Regions from separate parts of the Homo sapiens genome. Here region 2 is linked to region 1. The links are chromatin loops, found by intact Hi-C in ENCODE. Cell type or tissue: CD14-positive monocyte. All regions are shown on one strand. Links, peaks and the distances in the headings refer to the core of each region. The heading gives the core; the rest is flanking DNA.

Evidence for each region. A loop is a pair of places that touch in the nucleus more often than their neighbours do. Peaks named below come from ENCODE experiments on the same cell type or tissue, not always from the same donor. Only the 100,000 strongest peaks of a DNase experiment are listed, where the experiment ranks them.
Region 2: a loop joins it to region 1, with 2.3 times the contacts of the local background. A loop is called at or near these places in 8 of 110 quality-filtered maps.

Annotation. Positions count from the first base shown.
Region 1 is chr1:155,490,518-155,504,037 of GRCh38, forward strand. The region is part of intron 2 of ASH1L (ASH1 like histone lysine methyltransferase); the gene reads right to left. Among named protein-coding and RNA genes, the nearest start is that of ASH1L-AS1, 65 kb to the right of the region's middle. RefSeq lists enhancers at 9,497-9,998, 9,679-9,848. In CD14-positive monocyte, for the core only: no CTCF peak of the experiment used is centred there; a DNase peak (open chromatin) is centred at 8,944; H3K4me3 peaks cover 832 bases; H3K27ac peaks cover 3,539 bases.
Region 2 is chr1:155,550,681-155,559,350 of GRCh38, forward strand. All of the region lies in intron 1 of ASH1L (ASH1 like histone lysine methyltransferase), which reads right to left. Among named protein-coding and RNA genes, the nearest start is that of ASH1L-AS1, 7.0 kb to the right of the region's middle. In CD14-positive monocyte, for the core only: no CTCF peak of the experiment used is centred there; no DNase peak of the experiment used is centred there; H3K4me3 peaks cover 764 bases; H3K27ac peaks cover 1,668 bases.

The sequences.
Region 1 (13,520 bases), core at 5,521-13,520:
GGCTGAGGCAGAATTGCTTGAACCCAGGAGACGGAGATTGCAGTGAGCAAAGATCGCACCACGGCACTCCAGTATGGGCTACACAGCCAGACTACGTCACACACACACACACACACACACACACACATACACACACACTCTCTCTCTCTCTTTTTCTGGCCAGGCCTCGTGGCTCACACCTGTAATCCCAACACTTTGGGAAGCTGAGGCAGGAGGATTACTTGAACCTAAGAGTTTGAGACTACCCTGTGCAACACAGGGAGACCCCCTTCTCTACAAAAAATAAATCTCCAAAATTAGCTGGGCACAGTGGTGCATGCCTGTAGTTTCAGGTACATGGGAGGCTGAAGTGGAGAATGGCTTGAGCCAGGAGGTCAAGGCTGCAGTGAGCCATGAGCCATGATCACACCACTGCACTCTAACCTGGGAGACAGGGTGAGACCCTGATTCCAAAAAAAAAAAAAAAAAAAAAAAAAAAAAAAAAAAAAAAAAAAAAAGACTTCCTATTGCATTTGTTTATATTTGACTTATCTATTATTCTAAACGTCTTTTCACATGATTTTGCTGGCCATCTGTATTTCTCCTGCAGTGAAAAGCTGTTCAAGATCCTGGTCCATATTTTTCTAAATTGTGGAGGTCATTTCTAATTTAGATGGGCCCTTAATATAATACTTCTTTCTCACATGTTGCACATTTTTCCCAATTTACCAGCTCTCTTTCACCTACTATTCTTCTTGAAGTTAAAATCTTAAACAAAAGGTTTTAAAAATTTTTATTAAAAAGTGAAAGGCCCAGGCTGGTCTTGAACGCCTGGCCTCAAGCAATCTCCTGCCTCAGCCTCCCAAAGTGCTAGGACTACAGGTATGAGCCACTGTGCCTGGCCAAAATCTTTTATGTATTCAAATACTTATGAAAAACTGTACTAATTACCTCACATATTCCTTACAACCACCATATAGTGAAATTACTATAACTATCCTCATTTAAAAGATTAAAGAGTGGTTTAGACATTGGCTAACTTGCTCAAGGTCACTTAACCAGTAAATGATTAAGAAATAATTTAAACATAGTCTGATTTCATAACTAAAGTGCTTAATCACTGCATTAAATAAAATAGTCTCTTTAACTTTATAGGTTTGTTTTGGGGTTTTTTCTCTCTCTCATTTTTTTGAGACTGAGTTTAGCTCTATCACCCAGGCTGGAGTGCAGTGGCTCAACCTCGGCTCACTGCAACCTCCGTCTCCTGGGTTCAAGCAATTCTTGTGCCTCAGCCTCCCAAGTAGCTAGCTGGTTTACAGGGACCCACCACCACGTCTGGCTGATTTTTATATTTTTAGTAGAGATGGAGTCTCACCATGTTGGCCAGGCTGGTCTCGAACTCTGGACCTCAAGCGATCCACTCACCTCAGCCTCTCAATGTGCTGGGATTACAGGCGTGAGTCACCGTACCCAGCTCTCTTTTTTTCATTCATGAAAAAATATATTCCAGCCTAAGGTGGAATATAGTTTTGTTTACTTTTTTTTTTTTTTTTTTTTGATGGAGTTTCACTCTTGTTGCCCAGGCTAAGAGTGCAATGGTGCAATCTTGGCTCACCGCAACCTCTGCCTCCCAGGTTGAAGTGATTCTCCTGCCTCAGCCTCCCGAGTCGCTGGGATTACAGGCATGTGCCACTGCACATGCACAGAATGCCTGGCTAATTCTGTATTTTTGGTAGAGACAGGGTTTCTCCACATTGGTCAGGCTGGTCTCGAACTCCCAACCTCAGCCGCCAGCCTCGGCCTCCCAAAGTGCTGGGATTACAGGCGTGAGCCACCACGCCCAGTCTTGTTTTCTTATACTTGGAAAAATCATGTCCTTCTAGACGACAATCTTCACTACACTTTCAATTAATTATTTTTCGGTTTCTTTTCGTTTTTCCTTTATTTGCCATGTTAAATTCTAAAAATATAATCTGGGGGTAGGGAAGCAGCCTTTATTCCAAAAGGTTTGCTCATTGTTCTAAGAACATTGCTCATTGTTCTAAGAACATTACTCATTTCATGCCCATTGATTATTTATAATTAATGTAATGTAATAACATACTTATTACATATTCTTATTCGTATTTGGATCTTACTCTAAATTCCTAAGGTTTTGTTTCATTCATATTTATGATTATTATTGTGCCACTAATATATGGATATTATAACTTCATAATAACGTTTGAATATTTGAAAACAAGTAGGTTTTTTTTTTTTCTTGTATTCCTATAGAAATTCTCTATTTTATTTACAACATTACTGAGATTTAACTCACATGCCATAAAATTCACCTTGTTTTTGTTTGAGACAAGGCCCGGTTCTGTTGCCCAGGCTAGAGTGCAGTGTCAATCTCAGCTTGCCACAACTTTTGCCCCCCCAAGCTCTAGCCAACATCCCACCTCAGCCTCTCAAGTAGCTGGGATCACAGGAATGCAACACCATGCCTGGCTAATTTTTTCTAGAGATAAGACACTCACTTTGTTGCCCAGGCTGGTCTCGAACTCCTGAGCTCAAGTGATCTGGCTACCTCAGCCTCCCAAAGTGTTGGAATTACAAGCATGTGCCACTGCACCCAACCAAATTCACCCTTTTAAAGTGCACAATTCAGTGGGTTTTTTTTAACTATAGTTACAGAATTGTGCAAATATCACCACTACTTTAATAACCTTTTCATCGGACTGTTTTTCCATACGTATACTTCCTCACAAACTTGAGATATGATTGAAGTTTTTAAAAAACCTCACATGGCTTTAACTTTGTATCTTAATGTAGAAAAACATATCTCAACATTAACTTTAGCTCTACAATAACAAAGTAAATGTATTTAGTCAAGCTTTTTCGTGTTTCTGGGTATTTATATCTATATAAATCCTAAACATGTGCTGTTAAATATATTTCTAAGTATTTCATAGATTCTGCTGTTTCTTTTATTAATAAATTCTTCTTGCTGTTACAGAATACTTTCTAACTATAACTGATAGTATTCAAGAACACTTGATTTCATTTTATAATATTAAATTCTTGCTTCATCAATAATTCATTTTTCAGGGGGGGCATGGCGGTTCACGCCTGTAATCCCAACACTTTGGGAGGCTGAGGCAGGAGGATCACCTGAGGTTGGGAGTTCAAGACCAGCCTAGCCAACATGGTGAAACCCCATCTCTACTAAAAATACAAAAAAAAAAATTAGCTGGGTGTGGCAGTGTGTGCCTGTAATCCCAGCTACTTGGCAGGCTGAGGCGGAAGAATAGCTTGAACCAGGGAGGCAGAGGTTGCAGTGAGCTGAGATCGTGCCACTGCACTCCAGCCTGGGGGATAGAGCAAGACTCCATCTCAAAAAAAAATTTTTTTTTCATTTTTTCAGCAAGTATTTACTAAGTACCTACTATTGAGCACTGAGGATAACAGCAGTTAAAAAAAAATCCAAAAACATCTTCCTCCATGGAGATGTCATTGTAATGCATGAGCAAAGTAGAGAAAATAAGTAAAATATTTGGTATATCAGATGATAAAATGCACTATGGAGAAAATCAGAGCATGGAGGAATTGAAAAGGCCAGGGATGGAAAGAATTTACAATGTTAAAACGGGCTGTCGGAAAGTTCTGATTGAAAACTCAATTGTGCAGAAATGAAAAGGAGGTGAAAGACAAAGATGGATCCATGTAGGTATGTGGGAAAAAACAGGAACCAAGAAAGCAAAGGCCCTGAGCCAGGAGCTTGTCTGTTTAAAGAACAATAAAGAATCCATGTTTGCAGTACTAGAGTAAGCAAGAGAAGAGTAATGTTGCAGGTGGTAGGAAAATGGACATTTTTCAGTCCAAGAAAGAGGAAGCCATTCGAAGATTTTATGAAGAGGTATATGACTTGACCATTCATTCAACAATATTTATGGGTACTTACTGTTGTGGATATGTCAAGGAAAAGACAGACAATTGCAGAGAGGACAGTAAAGAAAAAACACAAAAAACTTTTAAAGATTATTATTTGTTAGAAGGTGGCAAGTGTTAGGGGATAAACAGCAAGTGAATACTAGGAGAGGGCTTGCAAAATTAATTAGGCAATTAGGTTATGCTGCGATGATCAGCTAACATTTTAGTAACGACAGAAGTGAGGAAATTATTAACTCACTTAGAGGAAGACTGAAAATGATGATCAGGAGTTTAGTTTGAGACATGTTAAAATTGAAATACTTACTAAACATCAAAGTAGAGAAGCCTAAGAAGAAAGATTCAAATTTAGAAGTCAACAGCATATTGACATTTAAAAGCTTGAGACTGGACATAACCGAGTGAGGGTGAATGTAAACCGAACAGTAAACTAAGGACTGATAACACCAAGGTATTGTAACATTAAAGATCATGAAGATTGAGAAGCCAGAAAAGAATAAGGAAAAAGAGAGAGAGAGAGAGAGAGAGAATGAATGTGTGGTATCTTGGAACCCAAATGAAGCACATATTTCCAGGAGCGACAAATGCTGCTGACAAGTCAAGTAGAAATGAGAACATACATTTGTTTGTTGGATTGGAGTCACTGGTAATCATGCAACAGCAGTTCCTTTATTAAGGAGCAAAAACCTGGTTGAAATGGGTTTGAAAGAGAATGGAAAGAGAAATCTAAAAAGTAAGTAAAGAATAGCAAGGGAAACAGTGAAGTGGGGTGACAGCTAGATGATGAAGTAGAATCAAAGTACGGTGTGTGTTACCTAACAATGGGGATAAATTCTAAGAAATGTCTCTAAGAAATGTGATTTTTGTCATTGTATGATCATAGTGTGTAATTACACAAATCTAGATGATATAGCCTGCCACACACCTAAGCTGTATAGAATAACCTATTGCTCCTAGGCTACTAACCTGTACAGCGTGGTACTGTACTGAACACTATAGGCCACTGCAAAAAAAATAGGATTTTTGTATATAAACATAGAAAAGGTACAGTAAAAATATGGTATAAAAGATAAAAATCTACTTATAGAAAATATAAGTACACCTGTATAGGGTACTTATCATGAATGGAGCTTGCAAGACTGTACGACACTCTGGGAAAGTCAGTGAATGCTCAGTGACTGTGAAGGGCTAGGACATTACTGTACACTACTGTTGACTTTATAAACACTGAACACTTAAGCTACATTAAATTTTTAAAAATTTCCCTTCGTCAATAATAAATTCATCTGGCTGGGCACAGCAGCTCAACGCCTGTAATCCCAGTACTTTGGGAGGCTGAGGCCAGCGGATCACTTGAGGTCAGGAGTTTGAGACCAGCCTGGACAACATGGCAAAACTGTGTTTCTACTAAAAATACAAAAATTAGCTGGTCATGGTGGCAGGAGCCTGTAATCTCAGCTACTCGGGAGGCTGAGGCAGGAGAATTACTTGAACCCAGGAGGCGGAGGCTGCAGTGAGCCGAGATCGTGCTATTGCACTCCAGCCTGGGCAACAAGAGCAAGACTGTCTCAATTAAAAAAAAATAAATAAATAAAACAAAACAAATTAACCTTAGCTTCCTTTTTTACTTTATTACCTTTTACATTTTTTTACTTTCTGACTCTTTTGTAGTAACAGCTTAAAATGCAAATATAACATACAGCTGTACAAAATCTTTTCTTTGTATCTTTACAATTATTTATTTAAAAATTTTTAAATTTGTTTTTACCTTTTCAACTTTTTTGTTAAAAACTAAAACACAAACAAACATTAGCTTAAGTCTACACAGGGTCAGGATCATCAAGACATCATTAGGTGACAGGAATTTTTCAGCTCCATTATACTCTTATGGGACCACCAAAATGTGATCTGTCATTGATCCAAACATGATTACGCAGCACGCGACTGTAGTTTCTTTTGAATGTGGAAAATGACATCTTTGTCTTCTCAAAGTAAATGTAGCCATAAAAAGAAAAAAGACATGCACTCATGAAGTTTAATATATATGTATGCATGTATATGCGTGTATGGTAATATAAAATCTACTACAGAACTACCGGTTCTAATGGAATTGACTGAATAATTCCATCTTTCATCCTCTGATTTGAAATGCTACACTTCCCATGTACTAAATCCTCACGTATACACGAGTCTACTACTAGTTTTTCTTTTCTTCTTCCTTTTTCTTTTTGAGGTGGAGTCTTGCTCTGTCACATAGGCTGGAGTTCAGTGGCAAGAACGTGGCTCATTGTAGCCTTGACCTCCTGGGCTCAAGCAATCCTTCCACCTCAGCCTCCTGAGTAGCTGGGATCACAAGCATGTGCAATCACGCTTGGCTATTTTTTTTTTTTAATTTTTGTAGAGAGGTGGGGGTCTCACTATGTTGCCCAGGCTGGTCTCAAACTCCCGGGCTCGGGCAATTCTCCCGTCACAACCTCCCAAAGTGCTGAGATTACAGGTGTAAGCCACCCCACCCAGCCAATTATTAGATTTTCTATTCGGCGTCAGTGATTTTCCGTCTGCCAGTCCACCACAACCACAATATTCTAACCCTTTTAATTTCTGTTTTATTATCTAATAAGCCTGATTTCTAGTTACTGTTCTTTTCAGAAAAGTTGTGGCTACTCTTGCTTATTTTTCCATACAAACCTTACAAGTAACTTATCTAGTGCCAATTTGATTTGTTTAAAATTTTGATTCTTAAACTTGCAGACACCCAGAAGAAGTGAAAGCAGGAACTGGAACAGGTATTTGTAAATCCATGTTCATGGAAGCATTAGTTAGTCACAACAGCCAAAAGCAGGCTGCTTCACAGTTCATCAATGGATGAATAAATGAAATATGGTATATACAACTGATTCTTGAACAACAAAAGTTTGAACTGTGCAGGCTTCATAGCATATGGAGATTTTCTTCCACCTCTGCTACCCCTTAGACAGCAAGACCAACCCCTACTCTTCCTCCTTGGCCTATTCAAAATGAAGACGATAAGGATGACAACCTTATCAACTTCAACTTAACGAACAGTGTAAATATTTCATTTTCTATTCTCTTACTTTAAGAATATAGTACATAATACATATAACATTAAATATGTGTTAACAGGCTATGTTATCGTTAAGGCTTCTGGTCAACAGTAGACTATTAGCAGTTACGTTCTGGGGGAGTCAAAAGTTATACTTGGATTTTCAACTGTGTGTGGAGTTGGTGCCCATAACTTCAGCATTGTTAAAGGGTCAAATGTACACACAATGGAATATTATTCAGCCATAAAAGAAGAAAATTCTTTTTTTTTTTTTTTGAGACGGAGTCTCACTCTGTCGCTCAGGCTGGAAGTGCCGTGGCACGATCTCGGCTCACTGCAAGTTCCGCCTCCCGGGTTCATGCCATTCTCCTGCCTCAGCCTCCTGAGTAGCTGGGACTACAGGCGCCTGCCACCAGGCATGGCTAATTTTTTTTTGTATTTTTAGTAGAGACAGGGTTTCACCGTGTTAGCCAGGATGGTCTCGATCTCCTGACCTTGAGATCCACCCGCCTCGGCCTCCCAAAGTGCTGGGGTTACAGGCGTGAGCCACCACGCCCGGCCAAAAGAAAATTCTAACGAATGCTAAAACATGGATAAACTTTAAAGATACTATGCTAAGTGAAACAAGCCAGTCACCAGCAGACAAATATTGCATGATTCCACTTACATATGAGGTAACCAGAACAGTCAAATTCATAAAGACAGAAAACAGAATAGTGGTTGCCAGGGGCTTCTAGGAGGGGTAACAGGGGAGTCACTGTTCAATAGATACACAATTTCAGTTGCAGAAGATTAAAAAAAAACTGTAGAGAAGAACGGATGGTGAGGGCTGCAAAACAATGTAAATGTACTTAATGTTACCTCAGCCTCCTGAGAAGACGGGACTACAGGCACACACCACCATGCATGGCTAGTTTTTTTGGTTTTTGTTTGTTCATTTTTTTGTTTTGTTTTGTTTTTTGTATTTTGAGACAGAGTTTCGCTTTTGTTGCCCAGGCTGGAGTGCAATGGCATTATCTCGGCTCACCGCAACCTCTGCCTCCCGGGTTCAAGCGATTCTCCTCCCTCAGCCTTCCAAGTAGCTGGGATTACAGGTGTGTGCCACCACGCCTGGCTAATTTTGTAGTTTTAGTCGAGATGGGGTTTCTCCATGTTGGTCAGGCTGGTCTTGAACTCCCGAACTCAGGTAATCTGCCTGCCTCAGCCTCCCAAAGTGCTGGGATTACAGGCATAAGCCACTGTGCCTGACCAGCCGGCTAGTTTTTAAAAATGTTTTGTAGAGACAGGGTCTCTCTATGTTGCCCAGGCTGGTCTTGAACTCCTTGGCATCAGCCACTGCGCCTGGCCCAGAAAACACTTTCAAGAAAAGTACGCTTCAGTTTGTGGCATATAATCAAAAGAGAACCAAAACATCTGAGAACAGGAGTAAAAAAAAAAAAAAAAAGCCAAAAAGAAATATTAAAGAAAATTAAACATATAGGTCAAGAATGCATTTTAATAGAAAGTCACCAAATATTTTCTTTTCAAAAGCAGACCACAATGGGCTTTTCTTAAATTACAAAACCATTAGATGCTGAACTTGAATTTTATATTCCACACTGAAGCCCCAAATTCTATCCTCATTATATGGCCCTCATAGGATCAAGAGTAAGCCAAAACATGTTACTAGCATAATTTCTTAAATAAATTATGATAAAATAATGGCAATACTAATATAGAAATCATCATGTGATGTAAACTTCCACCACCCAAGAAGTTCTTCTTGCTATATAATTTAAGGAATAGACATAAGGTGTCAATTTGTCCCAGTGGCAGAGGACAAAGTCTTCAGGGTCTTTTTAACACCTCTTTTATTCCCAACATGAAAAACCACTGCAAATCTGACTTCATCTATAGTCTTTCTCACAGGATTTCTCCCTATCCCCATCTAACTAGTTACGAAAGAGGTACAATTTTGAACTATGTACTCAGTGATTTTGACTCACAAAGTGAGGTCAGAGAGGAAACTTTTCTTTCATCATTAAGTTTCATCTTGTCTTCCTATTAATGAATTTTCATAAAAGTTCCAGGTTTTGTCATCTTATCATATAGGACCTTTAATTCTGATGTCTCTCAAAAAGCTTTCATTCATTTCCATACAGCTGTAGCTCAGAATTAATTAGTAATGTGTAATTATTGAGCAGCCGTATGTGAGGATCTCTGGAGTGATTTACAATCATTAAAATGAAATCAAAGATATGAGCAGACAACCATAAAAAGCAGTATACGAATTAGTGAGTGAAAGTAATGATATTTAGGCTTAATTCTCTGGGACTAAAGAAGATATACCTTCTAACAATTTGGTTCAATAATGATTTTTTTTTTCCATTAGCAAGATCAACAATGAAATGAGAAACATTCACATTCACCATATATACACCATTAAAACAAACCACAATACAGACTCCAGCAGATATCCTAGCTATGAAAGTGAACTCTTCAATCAGCCAAATGCAGTACTGATTAGGGAAGTTCCTACTACATAATGAAAGCAAGAATTGAGGATGAACCTGATTAAACTAATTACGGTAGTTTTAATCTTCCTGGCACATTTATAGCAGAGGCTGCAGAGCCCAATGGCAGGGATTTGCTTTGCCCTTCCATTTAAGGGAGCTCATGCTTCCGTAATAGAAGTCATTTTGAGAAAAGAGTGACATCCTGTTTTATCTCCAAGGCTTTAGGACAGATCACAGCCCCTTAGCTGTCTATTTTGTGTATGTAAAGGGGGAAGAAAGGTTTTACTGAAATGTAAAGATCCAGGATAATTTGCATAATTGCTGCTGCCATGGAGAAGCTGGGCTCTGTGCCAACTGTTCTCTTCTCTACCATAAAAATACCTCTAGCTTAAGCAGCTTTTAAAGTAAACAATCAAGATGAAGGTAAGACTACAGAATCCATCATAGCAAGACTCAGAGATACCTACATACAATCGGGTCTTCTTGCTTGAATAGCATTTGTCAACAAGAACATGGAAGTGAAAACGCAGCAGTCAAATAATGTAGACATGCATTCTGGACCTCTTCATAAATAGGCATAAGGAAAAAAAAAAGCACTCTGAGATGGCACGCAGCCCATAGGGCACAAGTAAGATGACAGAATGTGCCTATCTTCTCCTATTAACAAGTCCCAAATTCTCTGGTAAGAGCTGAGGAGCCTAGACTGGGCGTGGTGTCTCACACCTGTAATCCCAGAATTTTGGGAGGCCTAGGCGTGCAGATCACTTGAGGCCAGGAGTTTGATACCAAACTGGTCAACATGGCGAAACCCTGTCTCTACTAAAAATACAAAATTAGCCGAACATGGTGGCACATGCCTGTAATCTCAGCTACTCAGGAGACTGAGGCATGAGAATCGCTTGAACCTGGGAGGCAGAGGTTGCAATGAGCTGATATTGCACCACTGCACTCCAGCCTGGGCGACAGAATGAGACTCTGTCTCTAAATAAAAAGAAACTATATTTAAAAAAAAAGAGCTAAGGAGCCTAAACACAAAGAATTGGTTTAAAAAATAAAAACAAAACAAAAGGCAATTGGAAAAACACAATACCCCATAGTATTAATAATAAAATTGTTTGACTTGGGTTCATATGGTACCACCTATTTGGGGTAAGTCATTAAGATGTGTTAAACTCTTTCAAAAGGTGTTTGACATCTAAAAATGTTTTGTCTTTCTTCCTTATTTTTAAAATCAGAAATGGGGTCTTGTTACGTTGCCAAGGATGGATTTAAACTCCTGGCCTCAAGCAATCCTCCTGCCTCAAGTCTTCTGAGTAACTGGGATTACAAGCCTAAGCCACCATGCCCAACTTCAAAATGTTTTCTTAAACTAAGATTACTTTCAGATGTTCCTAATTATTTATTACATATTGTCTCACTCTATCACCTAGGCTGGAGTGCAGTAGCACAATCTCAGCTCACTGCAATCTCCACCTCCCGGTTTCAAGTGATTATCGTACTCCATCCCTCCAAGTAGCTGGGACTACAGGTGGGTGTCACCATTCCTGGCTAATTTTTATATTTTTAGTAGAGACCAGGTTTTGCCATGTTGACTAGGCTGGTCTTGAACTCCTGACCGCGGGTGATCTGCCCACCTTGGCATCCGCAATTTCTTAAAAATAGCAATCTACAGATTGTTTTATTCATTCATTTTTTTGAGACAGAGTCTCGCTCTGTCACCAGGCTGAAGCGCAGTGGCGCAATCTCGGCTCACTGCAACCTCCACCTCCCGGGTTCAAGCGATTCTCCTGCCTCAGCCTCCCAAGTAGCTGAGACTACAGGCACACGCCACCATGCCCAGCTAACTTTTGTATTTTTAGTAGAAACGGGGTTTCACCATGTTGGCCAGGATGGTCTCGATCTATTGACCTCATGATCCGCCTGCCTCAACCTCCCAAAATGCTGGGATTACAGGCATGAGCCACTGCACTCGGCCTAGAGATTGTTTTAAATAGGCATGAAAGTTTTACTATATATTTTTAGCAAATGAGAGAAGAGGAAATATTTGAGTAATACAGTTATGACAGTTTTCTTTTCTTTTCTTTTCTTTTTTTTTTTTTTTTTGAGACAGAGTCTCACACTGTCATCCGGGTTGGAGTGCAATGGCGCGATCTTGGCTCACTGCAACCTCCGCCTCCCGGGTTCAAGCAACTCTTCTGCCTCAGCCTCCCGAGTAGCTGAGATTATAGGCACGCACCACCACACCCAGCTAATTTTTTGTATTTTTAGTAGAAATGGGGTTTCACCATGTTGGCCAGGATAGTCTCGATCTCTTGATCTTGTGATTCGCCCGCCTTGGCCTCCCAAAGTGCTGGGATTACAGGCATGAGCCACCGCGCCCGGCAGATAGTGTATTCAAAAGCAAAATCTTAGGAATAAGGAAATAAATACTCACATTCTCAAGCTATATTTTAAGCACTGAATTTTTGGTAATGATGATGGTATTTGTTTTATGCTTACAGATCTTTTCTTCAGTCTTACTGAACTGTTTTTAAAGCATTTTCTGTGTTGCTCATAAAAAGCACAAACTTAAAAGATCACCCTGACACTGAAGGAGCCAAAGAAATAGAGAAATCAATTAATAATTATTATACAATGTGCTATATGTTAAAAACAGAAATATATGCAATGGAAACACAGAGGATAGAGTAACCTCCTAGAAAGGTTCAGGGAACGTTTCACAGAATTGGGGGATGTCTAAGCTGAGTCTTTCCATTCCCTCATCCTCCTTCCTTTCTCCTTGCACAGTGAAACTTTTTTATCCTTTTTGCTTTTTATTTAGAAATTTAGTGATTAAATTTGCTTTTCTAATTTTTCTCATTTATCTTAGGTAATTTTAGTTATCGAGGTTGAGACAAATAGAATTTTTAAGAGTTACCAAGTATGCTTAGGAGAATTTCCATATTTCATAATTCCTAACCTTCATAATTGCCCTAACCGTTATAATCAACAAACAGCTTAGAAAGAAAGGTTACCAAGCTCCCCTGCCTTGGCTTATAATTTTCAGCATCTGCTTTTGATCTCCTCAGCAATCTTTTGGAGCCCCCAGCCCGTAAAATCAAAGACTAGGCAAGGAACTACACAATAATCACACTCAGTAATTTTGCTAAGAAATGAAAAAGTGAGGCTGAGAAGCAGGTGCCATTTTGTTTCACTGTTTTTACTGTGAGAGTTACTATCAAATCCTACAGAAAGATGTTAGGATCATTTTTGTGCCTTCATATATATCCTCAGATGTTAGTAATTCAATGTAGCTTCACTCAATACAGCTAAAATATTCTAGTGTATCTACCATCTGTGCATTTTTGTCAAAATGCCTTTGTGTACCTCCTAAACTCTGACTTCCTAATATAGTAGAACTTTTTATTGCAAGCTTGTATACTTTGATATGTTTTCCAAAAATAAAAGTAAAATATACATAGTAAATTAGGACTTGGCTGTTAAAAAATAAACACTAGTTCAGTACCTGTTTTGTTTCAAAAGTGAGTTCTGGTTACAATTTCACCTTAATAACATTTCTGACATCTTTGTTGACATTATCTTCTTTTAATAATCAGTATTCTCTCAATTTAGGTCATTGATTTTAGAGAAACTAAAGCATTAGTATGCATAATCCAGATTATAGAAAGATCCGTATTTACATTAAGCAGTTCCAGGGAAGCCACAGTTAATATGTAAACTACCACCCTCTTCCCTGTAAGTCCTTATCCAATCATATATTCCACTTCATCTCTCTATCACCTAGGCTGCAGTACAGTGGCATGAACACAACTTACTGCAGCCTCGACCTCCTGTGCTCAAGTGATCCTCCTGCCTCAGCATCCTGAGTAGCTGGGACAACAGGTGTAAGCCACCATGCCTGGCTAACATTTGTATTTTTTGTACAGGGGGGTTTCACCATGTTGCCAGACTGGTCTTGAACTCCTGAGCTCAAGCCACCCACCCACCCTGGCCTCCCTAAGTGCTAGGATTACAGGTGGGAGCCACCATGTCCAGCCCATAACTCTTGACAT
Region 2 (8,670 bases), core at 341-8,340, 55 kb after region 1:
CTTCCTTTACCACATCTATCATCAAAATGCTAGGACATATTTCCCATTTATTTAATATTGTCTATCTTACTCAAAAGGAAGCACTATGAAAGCAACAACTTTTATCTGTTTTATTCACTGTTGTATACTCTGGGCTTAATACAGTACTTGACATAAAGATCCAGATGGGATCTCATCTTGTTGCCCAGGCTAGAGTGCAGTGGTGCAATCATGGCTGACTGCAGCCTCGACCTCCTGGGCTCAAGAAATCTACTGCTCAGCCTCCCAAGTAGCTGGGACTACAGGTATGTGCCACAATGCCTGGCTAATTTTTAAAATTTTTTTAGAGACATGGTCTCACTATGTTGCCCAGGCGGTCTGGAACTCCTGGGCTCAAGCAATCCCCCCACCTCAGCCTCCCAAAGTCCTGGGATTACAGGGGAGAGCCACCATGCCCAGCCTTTATTTATTTGACTCTTTTTTTGTTTTGTTTTTCACTTTCTTCCTGCAGCATTTTATTTGATTCTTAACAGATGATTTAATCCACTGATATCTCAAAGGACTAACTATCCAATGGAATGCCTGGATGAAACATAGGCACACAGTATCTTTTCCTCGGGGGGGAAAAATTTTTGTCACATAATTGATTCACTTTAGCAGAAAAATAATCATATACCAGGAATTTCTTCAGGAATCTTGAGTCTATCTTAAGAATCTACGGCCGGGCGCAGTGGCTCACGCCTGTAATCCCAGCACTTTGGGAGGCCGAGGCGGGCGGATCACGAGGTCAGGAGATCGAGACCATCCCGGCTAAAACGGTGAAACCCCGTCTCTACTAAAAATACAAAAAATTAGCCGGGCGTAGTGGCGGGCGCCTGTAGTCCCAGCTACTTGGGAGGCTGAGGCAGGAGAATGGCGTGAACCCGGGAGGCGGAGCTTGCAGTGAGCCGAGATCCCGCCACTGCACTCCAGCCTGGGCGACAGAGCGAGACTCCGTCTCAAAAAAAAAAAAAAAAAAGAATCTTGCAGGCCAGGAGTGTTGGCTCACACCTGTAATCCCAGCACTTTGGGAGGCTAAGACAGGTGGATCACAAGGTCAAGAATTTAAGACCAGCCTGGCCAACATGGTGAAACCCCGTCTCTACTAAAGATAAAAAAAAAAAAAAATTAGCCGGGCGTGGTGGCGGGCGCCTGTAATCCCAGTGACTTGGGAGGCTGAAGCAGGAGAATCACTTGAACCTGGGAGGCAGAGATTGCAGTGAGCCGAGATCATGCCATTGCACTCCAGCCTGGGCGAAAGGTTGAGACTCCGTGTCAAAAAAGAAAAAGAATCTTGCTTGAACAACACGTAATATACTGGCTAACAGTATGTTATATCAGTACTAAAAGATCTATATCGAAAAAAGAAAATGCCCAAATTATTAAGTCCTAAGACAGCAAAGCAGGGATCTTGTTTTGTCCATCACTGTATCCCAGTACCTAGAATAGTGCCTGGCACATAGTAAGCACTAAATAAATATATGAAGGCCGGGCACAGTGGCTCACGCCTGTAATCCCAGCACTTTGGGAGGCCAAAGCAGGAGGATTACCTGAGGTAGGAGTTCAAGACCAGCCTGGCCAACATGGTGAAACCCCGTCTCTACTAAAAATACAAAAATTAGCCGAGCGTGGTGGCGCATGCCTGTAATTCCAGCTACTCGGGAGGCTGAGGCAGGAGAATTGCTTGAGCCCAGGAGACGGAGTTTGCAGTGAGCCGAGATCGCGCCACTGCACTCCAGCCTAGCCGACAAGAGTGAGACTCTGTCTCAAAAAAAACAAAAAGAAGTTTTGATAGAAACTACAACAGGGTGGTGTCATGCACTGGTAGTCCCAGCTACTCAGGAGACTGAAACAGGAGAACGGCGTGAACCCGGGAGGCAGAGCTTGCAGTGAGCCGAGATCGCACCACTGCACTCCAGCATGGACAACAGAGCGAGACCCTGACTCAAAAAGAAAAAGCCAAACACGAAAACCTAGGCTAAAATGAAGAGGGAAAATACGAAATTGGAATTCACATGTGAGAAAAGATAAATAGTATGCTAAAAATTGAAAATGGAAAAAATATGTATACAAATAAGGACATTGCTTATATACACTTCAAAAGTGTATTTTACATATTCTTACCTATGAGGGAAGTAATCTGCTTTGCTATATTCTTTTTTGGAAATGAAGAAAATAAATAACTAAAATAATAACAAATACACATTATTTGCTTGCTGCATGGCACACATTATGCTAAACACATTATACATATCATCTCGTAGAATCCGCCAACTCTATGCTATAAATATTATCATTACTATATCACCATATTTTACAGTCAAGGAAACCAAAGATTGTAAGTATTTTGCTCAAAATTACAGTCAATAAGTTAGCAAAACTCAGATCTGAGCCTAATCAATCTGATTTCAGAGTCTATGATCTTAATGACTATTTGGGATTTTCAACAAATTGAGGGGAAATATACCAATGCAGATGCTGAGAGATTCATTCATTATTAAGACAACTAATTATACATTTTTAGATCTGGCTAGATACTTATTATAATCAAGGCCTGATTAACTAGAATGCTGAGTGGGTTACATTCTAGTAAAAATTTTCTGAGTAACTAAAATATAACCAAATATTTTATTGACATTAATCTTTGCTAGAAATTACTTTTATAACAATAGTTTTTTGTCTAAGAAAAGTATTTTGAACATATTTCCATCTTTATTTGATAGAAGATATCTAATTACAAAGGCCAACCTTATATAGCACTGAAGACACAGGAAATCATAAGAGAATGGGTTGAAAATTTACCGATCCAAATTACAGTGCACTCATCCTGCTGTGTCATACGTTCATACGTTTGCAGATGATCTCCCTCTACCTAGAACGCCCTCTCTTAAGTCTGAATGTCTCACACTTATCCTTTAAAGCCTGGCTCTTCCCACTTGTAGGAAGCCACCCTAACCTTTCCTTTCTCACCACAGATTGAATAACTTCCCCACCTTGGACAAAAACATTACATAGTATGTATCGTAGTATGTTTGTTAACATAGGCAAATGTATTACATAATATTACTGTAATATGTTTGTTAACATGCTCCTCCTATTAGAATTTTTTTTTTTTTTTGAGATGAAATCTCACTGTCACCCAGGCAGGAGTGCAGTGGCAAGATCTCGGCTCACCGCAACCTCTACCACCCAGGTTCAAGCAATTCTACTGCCACAGCCTCCCGAGTAGCTGGGACTACAGGCGTGTGCCACTACGCCTGGCTAATTTTTGTATTTTTAGTGGAGATGGGGTTTCACCATGTTGGCCAGGCTGGTCTCGAACTCCTGACCTCGTGATCTGCCCACCTCAGCCACTCAAAGTGTAAGCCACTGCGCCCGGCCCGAGTTTTTTTTTTTTTCCTTTAGAGACAGGGTCTCACTCTGTCACACAGGCTGGAGTAGAGTGGTGCGATTACAGTTTACTGCAGCCTCAATCTCCCAGGCTCAAGTGATTCTCTCACCTCAGCCTCCCAAGTAGCTGGGACCACAGGTGGATGCCACCACACTTGGCGAATTTTTTTTTTTTAATTTATGTATTTACTTTTTGTTTTGGAGACGGAGTTTCACTCTTCTTGCCCAGGCTGGAGTGCAATGGCACAATCTCGGCTCACTGCAACCTCTGCCTCTCGGGTTCAAGCGATTCTCCTGCCTCAGCCTCCCGAGTAGCTGGGATTAAAGGCGTGTGCCCCCACACAGGGCTAATTTTGTATTTTTAGTAGAGATGGGATTTCTCCATGTTGGTCAGGCTGGTCTCAAACTCCCAATCTCAGGTGATCCACCCGCCTCGTCCTCCCAAAGTGCTGGGATTACAGGCGTGAGCCACCATGCCCAGCCTGAATTTTTTATTTTTTTAGTAACCAGGTCTCCTTATGTTGCCCCCAGGCTGGTCTTAAACTCCTGGGCTCAAGCAATCCTCCTGCCTTGGCCTCCCACAGAGCTAGGATTACATCTGAGATTTAAAAAACAAAAACAAAAACAAAAAAAAACACTGTATGTCTTTTCCCCACACCTAAGCACAGAAATGGGTATGGTGGAAGCACTGGAAAAATGTTAGTCAGTGGAGTGAGGAATGAATGAATACAAAACAAACAAATGAATGGCTTGTTAAAGTAAATTAAACTCAGCTGGGTGTGGTGGCTCACACCTGTAATCGCAGCACTTTGGGAGGCTGAAGCGGGCAGATCACCTGAAGGTCAGAAGTTAGAGATCAGCCTGGCCAACATGGTGAAACCCCATCTCTACTAAAAATACAAAAATTTGCCGGGCATGGTGGCATACACCAGTAGTCCCAGCTACTCAGGAGGCTCAAACAGGAGAATCGCTTGAACTCAGGAGGAAGAGGTGCAGTGAGCCGAGATCGTGCCACTACACTTCAGCTTTGGGGACAGAGTGAGAAACCGTCTCAAAAAAAAAAAAAAAAAGAATTAAAGTCTGACCTACAGTTATTTGACTTTCTTCCTCTTAAAATTAAACACACAGGCCAGTGCAGTGGCTCACACCTGTAATGCCAACAGTTTGGGAGGCCGATGCGGGCTGATCACTTGAGGTCAAGAGTTCAAGATCAGCCTGGCCAACATGGTGAAACCCGGTCTCTACTAAAAACACGAAAATTCACTGGGCATGGTGGCTCGCACCTGTAGTCCAAGCTACTCAGGAGGCTGAGGCAGGAGAATCACTTGAACCCAGGAGGCAGAGGTTGCAGTGAGCCGAGATTGCGCCACTGCACTCCAGCCTGGGCAACAGAGTGAGACTCTGTCTCAAAAAAAAAAAAAAAAAAAAAATGGAAAACAAAAAAATGAAAATCTAGGGACTAAAAACTAGACATTTTTTAGCATCTTGTCGCTATGACTAAAAAACTGTAAGAAACCCTTTGTTTCTCTCTTGTGCATTTGAAAAAAGCTGATAAGCTATTCTGAATAGCATAGGAACTGTTCTAAATGTTCAATGCAAACATCGAAAAGCAATGATGTGAACTATTTACCTCATTTCTTCTTAGCTGGCACAGGGAATTCCCTACTGATAAGTAATATGGATTAGAAGTAGATGGTGTAAGTAGTTTAGTTCCAACTATGATCAGATACTTAAAAGTTATATAAACCTAACTATGAAGGAGTAATTCCTCACTTAACAGTGAAAAGAATTTTTAAATACTTAAGTATTTATGGATGAAATTATACAATAACTGGAAGATCTGCTTTAAAATAAGCAAGAGGGGAAGGAGGGACAGGGGCTGGTAGATGTGGAAACAGTGTGTTAACTGTGTTGATAACTGCTGAAGCTGGATGTTGAGTACATGAAGGCTCATTATACTATTCTCTTTATTTCTATATATGTTTGCAATTTGCCACATTAAAGAAATAAAAAGCTGACTGGGCATTGTGGCTCACATTTCTCAGCACTTTGGGAGGCCAAGGTGGGAGGACCACATGAGTCCAAGAGTTCAAGACCATCCTGGGCAACACAGTAAGACTCTACCTGTACATAAAATTTAAAAATTAACCAGATGTGGTGGCACATACATGTGGTGGCACATACCTGTGGTCCCAAACACTTGAGTGGCTAAAGTGGGAGGATCAACTGAGCCTGGGAATTCAAGTTCAGTCTGGGCAACACAGCCAGACCCCAGCTGTAAAAAATTATAAATATAAATATACATATATATACGTGTGTGTGTGTGTGTGTGTGTGTGTGTGTGTGTGTGTATGTGTATATATATATATTTTTTGAGACAGAGTTTCACTCTGTCACCCAGGCTGGAGTGCAGTGGCGTGATCTCAGCTCACTGCAACCTCCACCTCCCAGGTTCAACTGATTCTTCTGCCTTAGCCTCCCGAGTAGCTGGGACTACAGGCACATGCCACCTGCGCCTAATTTTTTATATTTTTAGTAGAGACGGGGTTTCACCACGTTAGCCAGGATGGTCTCGAACTCCTGACCTCGTGATCTGCCCACCTCGGCCTCCCAAAGTGCTGGGATGACAGGTGTGAGCCACTGCACCTGGCCAAAAATATTTTTAAATGAACAAAATTGCCCAGGTGTGGTAGCTCATGCCTATAATTCCAGCAATTTGGGAGTCTGAAGAGGGAGGACTGCTGAAGTTCGAGACCAGTGGGGGCAACACGGTGAGACTCCATCGCTACAAAAAAATTAAAAATTAGCCAGGCGTGGTGGCATGTGCCTGTAATCCCAGTTACTTGGGACAATGGAAGGACTGCTTGAGCCCAAGAGGTAGAGCATGCAGTAAGTTATGCTCGTACCACGGCACCCTAGCCTGGGTGACATAGTAAGACCCTGTCTCAAAAAAATTTTTTTAATTAGATGGAAAAAAGTATACAACCTTGTCATCAACTTGTGTATGTCTGAGGGCAAATGACTAAAGACTATGAAAAGCAAATATAATACTACAATAAAAATTTCATAGATTTCCAAACATGAAAACTTAGCTGTTCAATGAAAAAATACAACTCTGAAATAGCAGTAAGATTATTGGTTAAATTTCTGTCATCACTAGAAGTCATTATTTTATTTATTTATTTTTTTTTTGAGACAGAGTCTCGCTCTGTCACCCAGGCTGGAGTGCAGTGGCGCAGTCTTGGCTCACTGCAAGCTCCACCTCCCAGGTTCACACCATTCTCCTGCCTCAGCCTCCTGAGAAGCTGGGACTACAGGTGCCCATCACCATGCCCGGCTAATTTTGTTTTTTGGGTTTTTTTTTTGTATTTTTGGTAGAGACAGGGTTTCACCATGTTAGCCAGGATGGTCTCGTTCTCCTGACCTTGTGATCCGCCCACCTCGGCCTCCCAAAGTGCTGGGATTACAGGTGTGAGCCACCACGCCCGGCCTAGAAATCATTATTTTAAAGTTAATTTTGATAAATATCACATTCTGCCAATTACAGGCCTGATGAGGCAGTCACTAAAAAAGCGATTTCTAAAACGTGAAATATAAGACTATTATTAACTATGATGACAAGCAATAAGAAAATCTAGCCTCTTCATATGAAAAAATATAAATGAAAAAACACTAAAATTAATTTTAAGGAAAATGATAACAGAAACTAGCAGCATACCTCAAAACAAAACAAAAATGAACTAGTTGCATTTCCACCTCTTGCGGCACCCAGGTTTAAAATACTACATGCTGCTGAAAAGGCTGGCCTAAGCAGATCTCACAGCAGATTATAGTGAGGTTGTATACTACCTTTAAAAGACTCAGATCAATACACATTATTCAAATAGCAATACAAAGTTATTTTAAATGGAGACCACCACCACCACAATCTTACACATAGTAAGACTTCTCCACTGTGTGCTTCCACATTGTCTTGGGCAGAAATGAAGGTGGCCAATTCAATATTAATAAAGCATGGAGGAAGACTCAGAATAAAGACTCAAGTGGAATTGCTAATACTATAAAGACACAGTACCTAGCAAGTTATTAAGAAGTGATGTGCAGGTGCGGTGGCTCACACCTGTAATCCCAACACTTTGGGAGGCCGAGGCGGGTGGATCACCAGAGGTCAGGAGTTTGAGACCAGCCTGACCAACATGGCAAAACCCTGTCTTTACTAAAAATACATAAAAAATAGCCGGGCGTGGTGGCACACACCTGTAATCCCAGCTATTGGGGAGGCTGAGGCAGGAGAATCCCTTGAACCCAGGAGGCAGAGGTTGCAGCGAGCTGAGATCGCGCTGTTGCACTCTAGGCTGGACAACAAGAGCGAAACTCTCTCTCAAAAAAAAAAATTTAAAAAGTGATGTGCTGTATTCTATTTCACAATATAACTCAAGAGTAGAACATGAAAATCCTTTTCCTTTTTTTAAAGAGACAGTGTTTCACGCTATTGCCCAGGCTGGAGTGCAGTAGCACCACCATAGCTCACAGCAGCTTCCAACTCCTGGGTCAAGTAATTCCCCTGTCTCAGCCTCCAGAGTAGCTAGGACTGCAGGTGTTCATTCTAATTTTTTAACTTTCTGTAGAAATGGGGTCTTCCTATGTTGGCCAGGCTGGTATCAAACTCCTGGGCACAAGTGATCCTCCTGGCTCAGCCTCCCAAAGCACTGGGATCATAGGGATAACCCACTATGCCAGGCCCTAGGCCCCTTTTTCTTTTCTTTTTTTTTTTTTTTTGAGAGAGTCACTCTGTCGTCCAGGCTGGCGTACAGTGGTGGATCTCGGCTCACTGCAACCTCCACTTCAGGGATTCAAGAGATCCTCCTGCCTCAGCATCCCAACTGGCTGGGACTACCGGCACACACACCATGCCTGGCTAATTTTTGTACTTTTAGTAGAGACGGGGTTTTGCCACGTTGGCCAGGCTGGTCTCAAACTCCTGACCTCTGGTGAGCCACCCTCTTCAGCATCCCAAAGTGATTACAAGTGAGAGCCACCATGCCCAGCGACATCAAAACCTTTTTACATAAACGCACTGTAGAAATATATCCCAAAAGAAGGTAAGAAATATAAATGTTTGCCTTCTTCTCAAACCAATAGTTCCTTTATACAAAAACACCAGATGAGGCCGGGCGCGGTGGCTCACCCCTGTAATCTCAGCACTTTGGGAGGCCGAGGCGGGTGGATCATCTGTCAGGAGTTCCAGACCAGCCTGACCAA